Linked DNA regions of Homo sapiens: region 2 is linked to region 1. The links are chromatin contacts, found by Hi-C in ENCODE. All regions are on one chromosome and are shown on one strand. The core of a region is the stretch at or near the end of the contact, and the rest is flanking DNA. Distances in the headings are between cores, read along the strand shown.

Region 1 (3,848 bases), core at 807-3,306:
AGTGATTTTGCTTACTCTATGTGGCAAAATTGGGATTATTGTTCAATATTCTTTTACTTGGCCTATGAAGATGCAATCTAGATCTATGCTGTATGTAATTACAACCTACATTTCAGGTCTGGATTGTAAACCTTTCCCAAATAGAGAAATTGAACAGGGAAAATATGGTTGTGTTTTTCCTTTGGGACTTGTTGCAATGGCAATGCCAAATACAGAGAGTTACAAATACCTTTCTTCTTGCTGTCAAGAGGGTTACCTTGGTCAGAACCCCAAAGGCACGTTTCCCCGTGCTCCATGGTCAGGGTTGGGGTGAACACAGTATGCCCAGGTGTGAATCTTCTGTGAATTTCTCCGGAGTCTCTCAGTGTCACTTATATTTGGCTCACCTCTGACCCACCTTCTAGAAGGCTAGTCCCCTTCCTGAATATATACTCCTTCTTTCTGGGTCAAATGTAGAGAGAGTGAGGAAGTTAATTGGATCCTGGATATCCTTGTAAGGGTTTTTGACAGCTTCAGCTATTCCACAATTCCAGCCCACCGTTCACATTGCTATGAAATGAATACTTACACCCAGTGGTTAATCTATGTTTCTCCATTAGATCCTATCAACAAGGTGAAATTACCCATTAAGAAAAGCCTACCTTGAGGTGAAAAAAACATAGTTTTTCTGCTTCTGTTGCAAACCCCCACAGGAAACTGATGAATTCAATTTCAAACCCAAATTGAGAAATTTAAGCTCAAATTCCATTTCCTTTCAGCTCAAATTAGACATTTTTATGCAAATAAAATGAAATAAGGGCTTAAGGATGGTTTAAAAAAAAAAATTCACTGGGTATTTTGGACACCAAAAATGTTAAAAATAGTAATAAAAGAAGAGTTCAATGAGTTAAGTGTAAATAAATCAGGAACATATGGGTCAAATTTTCTTAATATACACTCGGGCTTAAAATTAAGTGAAATGTACAAGGAAACACTTTTTCTGGTGGTGATGAAACAAGAACATTTGAAAAGAAATTGGCAATATTTGAGAAATCTCAAGTACAGCCAATTCCGCCCATCTCTTGGTGACAAAAACCTGGAGACCATACAGTCATCATTAGGGAAGGGATACAGTGTCCTAATTGAGGACATTGGAGAAAGAATTTTTTTTTTTTCCGCAGAGCTTTAACTCTTATGTGTACATAATTATTTCATTCTGGTTAAAAAAAAGTAGAGACATACGCTAAAAATGTTCTGACTTGGCTTCTCATGGTATATTAAAAGCATACTGTAGAGGAACAGACTTAAAGTTTGGGGGTTTAACCCCAGGGAGAGAAAATTATGGTTCTTTCCATTTATCCATGAACCCTGCAGCTGGTAAGACTGCACTCTGTTAGTAATTACACTGAACAGATGAGGGACTTTTTAATTTTTTTTTTATTTTGACCTGCAGTTAAACAAAATTTGCTTGTTTTATTTTTGGTTTAAAAATGATGAGGCAGCACCAACCCCAGTTTCACCCCAGAGCTGTTGATTTTTCCCCCTCCTTCCTAATTTGTTTCAGACTATGAGTGCACAGAGTTCCATTTTAGTGGGAAACATTTGCTGCCAAGACCTTCAGGGGTTTTATCTGCAGTTTATTTTGTTAACTACAAGTTTAAGATTGTTGTGAGTTGTTATTTTTTTTTTCTATCACACTTTGAAACAGAAAAGTTCATCTTTTGCTTTTAGGAAACAGGTTTAAAACAAAACAGAGGGAAAGATGAGTTTGGAGTCTTCTAAAAATCAACAAAGGACTGAAACCAATGGTGGCTATAAAGAGGCATAATAAAATAATACAAATGAATTCACTGCCTTAAAGGTTTAGCGCATAGTACGCACTCCACTCCCACCCTTCCCGTTGTAATTCAAATTTAACACTAATAAAAGAGAGGAACTAAAGATAATTGGCTAGAATCAAGCATTACATATCAGGCATTTCACAAGCTGACCCAGCTAAGCAACTGCAACTCAATGCATTTCAACTTACGAGTTCAGAACAAAAAACAATGGTTCATGAGGTGGAAAGAATGTGGTACAACACCCCATGGCCCTGGCTGGTATTTATAAAGTTTTGGCAAAATTTCATAACAAATTTTAAAATAATGTGAAAGTGGCCTGTTTCCGGTTTCTACCATGCACCATGCCCGTCATGAGGATGTTGTGGTTGGGGCAAATATCCAAAGATTTGCCTGGCAACAGAAATGGAACAGACTGACTGCAAATAATCCTCACGTTTGCACAGTGCCCTTTGCTTTTATGTTTCAAAGACCTTTCACATAGATCCTTCCATTTGATCTCACAAGAAGCCTAGTAGACCTGGCTGGTGTTGTTTTGCTGCTGATGAAACCAAGATAAAGAGAGATGAGAGACTTGCTCAAGGGCACAAGTCAAAGAGGATTATGACAGAAAAATTAAACCCATTTTTCCAGCTCAAGACCAAAGAATTCTCCATTAATATTTATATGGGGAATAGCTACACCAAATCCTTTTTTTTTTTCACTCCCTTTTCCCTCCTCTCTATAGGTCTTCTACTGTCTGTCACTACAGTCACACAGGATTTCGTGGGTGTCCCCAAGAGGACAAGTGGGACCCCACTGGATAAAGCACAGCAAATGAGTAATCTGAAGCTGACACACCTTTCCATAAGAACTATTGCTCTCAATTCACTGGTTTATATTTTTTCAAAACAGGAAAAGAAAATAATCCAGTTTAAAAACCAATGGAATCTTTGGCTGCTATCATTTAAATCCAAAGTAAGCTATCCAATCTATAAAATTTAGCCAAATATATATCTTTGTCCATGATGTGCATCTTTTTCAAGTTGAAATATAAGACGCTATGCCCCTTGGGTGAATGGCACTGCATCTGAAGGGCCCACGGTGTACTGGAAAGAATAAAGGCTGTGGGCAAATGTTTTACTCCTACCGCTTCACAGTTACGCAACTTGGGAAGCATTATTGAACCTCAATGAATCTTAGCATCTTCTATAAAATTGTTCATTTAACCTTCAGAGAATTCTCGTGAAGACTAAATCAGACAGCACATATAATGCATCCACAAAATGTGAGCCCCCTTTGTTCTAGTCTTTTAGACATTCTCACTCACGGATGCTCAGGGAGTTCATTCTATAGCTTTGGTTTTCAGGATGTAATCCTGGCCTGTAGTTGTATCTGTGTAACTGTCCTTTGGCCAAATTAATTATGGTGTAATTTGCACGGAGTAAAATGGTGCAAGGTTGGAAAATGCTGTAATGCAAGTTTTTCCCACAAGAGACCTGACCACCCATTCATTGGTGGGTTGTACTAAGAATGCGGGGGAATGGGCCAGAGATAAATAGGTGGAACCGGCACTACTTAATTCCTTAAATATACTATTTCATTTAATCCTCTCAACAACCTGGAGTGGAGAATTAAGCAATTATATAATTACACAGCAAATAGATCAACTTAGATAGCCAAACTGAGCAATTAGGACAGAAAACATTATTAACTGAGTTTGTAAATGAATCCTTCAGGTATTTATCTTCACCCTCTGCTTCTCTTTGTTCACTGCAAATTATCAGCCCTAGAATAATTTATTGGGTTAACTTAATTGGCACTAAAGCCCAACCAGATAATTCAGGCCTAAAGTATTCACATTGTCTTTCAAATTATCCCAGCATTAAAAGAAGATTTCCCCTTCTCTTGGCCTTTTTGCGTGGGCTTCATCTACAATGGGACACCATAAAATTGTGAGTGTGTGCTCTGCCTGGTTCGTCCATTCTTGGGGTTAGAAGGGAGGTAAAACAAAGTATTCCAGTTTCTAAAAGATCAATGGCCTTGTAAGAG
Region 2 (3,848 bases), core at 962-3,461, 320 kb before region 1:
AAAAGAGCTTAGTTCAAAGAACAAAAGCTCTAGCCATATAAGACAGTAACTGCATGAGCCTATTGGCACCTAGTTTTCTCTTGGCAGATTCCCTTCGAACTCTAAAATTCTAAATTTAAATAAGCCCCCCCTTCTAAAATATTTATGTATATATAAAAATATATATGTTCCACTATCTGCAATTTTATACACACACAAACGCACACACACACTCCACTATTTGGAATTCTAAGCAAATAGAATAAGCAGTAGCTGCAAACCATGCTCTCACCTCCTACCTAACCCAAGGTTATGCTCTTGCCTGCTCCTCTGCCCTACCCATGAGGTACCCAGTACCTCCCATGGTGCCTCCTTCTGAGCCCTAGGAGCTTTAGGGTAATTATCAGGGCACGTTCTTAGACCCAGTCTTCTTCTCTGACTACCTGCCCAGAGGATGCAGAAGACCAGGAAACTCAGCCTGTTCTTTTGTCTTTCTGTTGTCCCACACTGCTCAGTTCTTTCTACCCTTGGCTATTTTGTTCTGACCTCTGCTCTACCTGGTATTATTTCTTCTCTATTTTCTTCCAGATCTTGCCCATTTATACTTCTGTCCCCCTTTTCTTTCTGCTCTTAGAGAAAATAAATAAATTTTATTTTTAGAAAAGCTAGTTACGTTTGATTATCATATGTAGTCCTTATCTGTATCTGGGAAAAGGCAAGCTATACATTTTTTAAGTTAAGCTAATCATAATGAAAAATAGCATCAACAACCATTGAAGCTCTTCTTGTAAGTGTACTAAAAGAGCTCTGGAAAATTTCTATAAAACTTTTGTCCTCCTTCTTCTCTAATTCTACAAATTTTCTTTAAATACCAAAAGCACAAATAACTTCACAGATATCTCTTATTACATATGTCTATCGATGTTGCAACAGAATTGCTCAGAATTTCAACCATTTGTAGGTTTTTTTTTTTAGCTAGCCTGGGAGCCTATGTGCATTTAAGCATTTTCTAAGGAATTCTCTGTTCTAGATTTCAAAGATGCTAATATATTCTTTTAGCATTCCCTAAATTTTCAACAATAAACTCACAGCTTTGCAGATTCTCATTCTGGTTCTTGGAGAGAATGTACGTCTTTACATATTTGCAGATTCATGTGTGAAACTTCAGATGAGCTTTCGGGAGCCTTGTGTTAATTAAAAAAGGGAAATCAATGGGCCTGTGAATCCACCTTTTCCTGGGGTTAAAATCCAAGAAGAAATTAAGACCAAGCTAAACAGAAAAACTACATGGGTGGGAGAAATATTTACCATGTATACACAACTCTCTCTCAAGCACACATAAAATACATTATTTTTTTATTGAAGAAAAAAGATATTAAAAAATCCAGTGACTGATTTTGCTTCTTGAACCAAATCAAATATTTTTTTGTCCGAGCTCTCATAACTGCAGTCTGCAGAGGTCACGGCCTCAACTTTCTCCTTCAGATGGTCTGCGAGTGGAATGTCCTTACCATTAAGGCTCCTTTTGTTTTCCTTGGGAGGGTTTTGCTTACACTGGCAAGCGGCTGAGACGAACCAAGGTTCTCTAGACTCTGTTTATTAGGTTTTTATCTTCTTATCAGAGTCTTCCTTCTTAAATCATGTCAGCATTTTACCACTCTTCAGGGATTCCTGGTGTTTTATTGTCTATGAACTGCTTGGGGGGTGGTCAGGGAGGGAGCTCGCCTAACAAATATAACATTTATAGAATAGTAGAACCAGAGAGGACGCCGCGCTCACTTATTATTCCCACACTCACCCGACGTTTCCTCTCCCCCTGCGGGTGAGGAGCCCCCGGGAAGCCCCTTGCCAGCTCAGCCCACGCTTATTTGTCAACGAAGTGACATGGCTTCTCTGTGGACAACCTGCTTTTCAGTTATTTTGAGTGGCTCTTTAAGCCCATATGTACTTGCTTAAGCCATTTTCAATCATCCAAAGAGACCATCGGGTGAGTGGGCGATTGCTTTGAACTTGAGAACATTATTGGGTTTCATTCGCAGATGTAATCTGGATGTAGGGGGTCCGTTTCTATACCTGCTTTTCCTACCACATCGGATTCAGACTTTAAAATAGCCTCATGCCAAAGTGTCCAAACTTCGTAGTCTAAGCACAAGGTTCGGAGGGAAGGTGAGAAAAATTGCCTAGCTTTAGCTAAGGCAGGGTTTTTATGGGGCAGTGGAGGGAGGTGGCCAGAAACCAGGAAGACAAGAGGAATGCTCACTGCTGGGAAAGTGAGTCATCTCTTTTCCCTTTCATTGCTACCCACATGACTCATCATAGTATTATATTTTTAACCATAGGCTGATTATGTCTAGTCACATGTGTTTAAAACAAGTTCTAAAAATAAGGTTAATTAGGAAAAAAACACCTTGTCAGAAAAAAAAAATCCACATCTTTTCATTGAGGTCATAAAGTGACTTTATTGTTATTAATACATATTGGTTTCAAAAGTGGTAAAAACCGTAAGACAATGGCAATAAAACAACTCCTAAAGAGGCATGAGGTTCTAAGGCAGTAGATTATGCTGATATGTGAATTCTTATAGATATAAATTAATTCTATGTATTAGGTTGGTGCAAAAGTAATTGTGGCTTCTGCCATAAGCTCATATAAGATGAGAGTTTGATCTACAAGGGGGGATTATAGTTATTAAAGAGCATTAAACTGCTTTCTAATGTTCATCTATCCTTTCAAAAAATATTTATTGAGTGCTTACCTGTGTGAGGCATTGTTTATCTTGGAATCCCCAGTCTACAGGGACATGGCAATAACTGCCTGGTGTACACACTGGTCTATGTACTCTTGTCTTAGTGCATTGTCCCGGAGAATATACAATTCTCTTTCTAGTGATGAGTAACTGTTTACTCCTACTCTTTGTTAAGACCTCAGGGTATGTATGTTCAGTATTCCATGGTAAGGAAGTCTGAATTCGATGGAGGATCACATGGGTTTCTTTTTTATTTTTTTCCCTCTAATGAATCTTGAATGACATTTCTTTTTCTTTAAGAGCATTTTCCCTACTTATTAAAGCAATAAGTTCTTGTGGAAAAGTGCTTAACATAACAGTTTCACGGCCAGCTTTCCCTTCCAGCTGATAACATCGCAGAGAAAGACGAACACAAGGCTTGGAAATTTGGGACTAAATGCTAACATGATTTTTTAGATAAAAATGAATAGTAATAAAAGAAGTTTGAAATTTTATCATGAAGACTTAAGTGCATTTTTCAAGTGAGTTTCTACTTAGCTTTTTTTTCCCCCTCAATTCCCTTATCGCTGCAACTCAAATTTGAGGGACTTATCGTCTTCACTAATCCATCACTTGAGCTTCATTTTCATGATTTTCTGTGACTTGAGTACTCCAACTATTTAGGGTTCCCCATACTGCCTCAGCATCAACATAATTTCACCTTCATAATTGATTGATTGTACCTTTCACAGAGAAAAATATGAATAAAGGCCTGGATTTTACTAGAATGTAAAAGATAATTGCTAATATAATAAAACACTTGGTAGGACTACTGCTCTCATGAAGTTTAACCTTCCAAGGCTTTCTAAACTTAGTAAAATTATATTAGTCATCTCCTTGTTGTTACTATTATAATAATTTCTTAAAGATACGATGGTTGACTCAGGGTTATTCATTTTTTCATCATTCATTCAGCTAGCATTTATTTATTAGCTGCTGTCTTCCAGACTTAGTGTCAGGTATTAAAAGGAAGAAGAACTAAACGTAATACTTATTTTTGTTATGAGCTCCTACTTGAGTTTCTTAAAGTTTGATTAGCATGTAAAGAAATATTTACAATACAGTAGATAAGAGCTATATGGCA

The links. A loop is a pair of places that touch in the nucleus more often than their neighbours do. Pooled maps may share reads with other maps.
Region 2: a loop to region 1 is called in a map of PC-9, with 2.4 times the contacts of the local background. The contact joins two enhancer-like sites. A Hi-C loop is called at or near these places in 1 of 168 maps with a recorded cell type or tissue (PC-9) and 1 of 50 pooled maps.

Annotation. Positions count from the first base shown.
Region 1 is chr15:95,873,280-95,877,127 of GRCh38, forward strand. No RefSeq gene overlaps it. Among named protein-coding and RNA genes, the nearest start is that of LINC00924, 440 kb to the left of the region's middle. Within about 2 kb of position 2,057, at least 7 of the 41 ENCODE cell types and tissues checked have a DNase peak (open chromatin) inside an H3K27ac peak, as active enhancers do; they include PC-9, where a contact is called at or near this core.
Region 2 is chr15:95,555,485-95,559,332 of GRCh38, forward strand. No RefSeq gene overlaps it. Among named protein-coding and RNA genes, the nearest start is that of LINC00924, 120 kb to the left of the region's middle. RefSeq lists an enhancer at 2,116-2,410. Within about 2 kb of position 2,212, at least 9 of the 41 ENCODE cell types and tissues checked have a DNase peak (open chromatin) inside an H3K27ac peak, as active enhancers do; they include PC-9, where a contact is called at or near this core.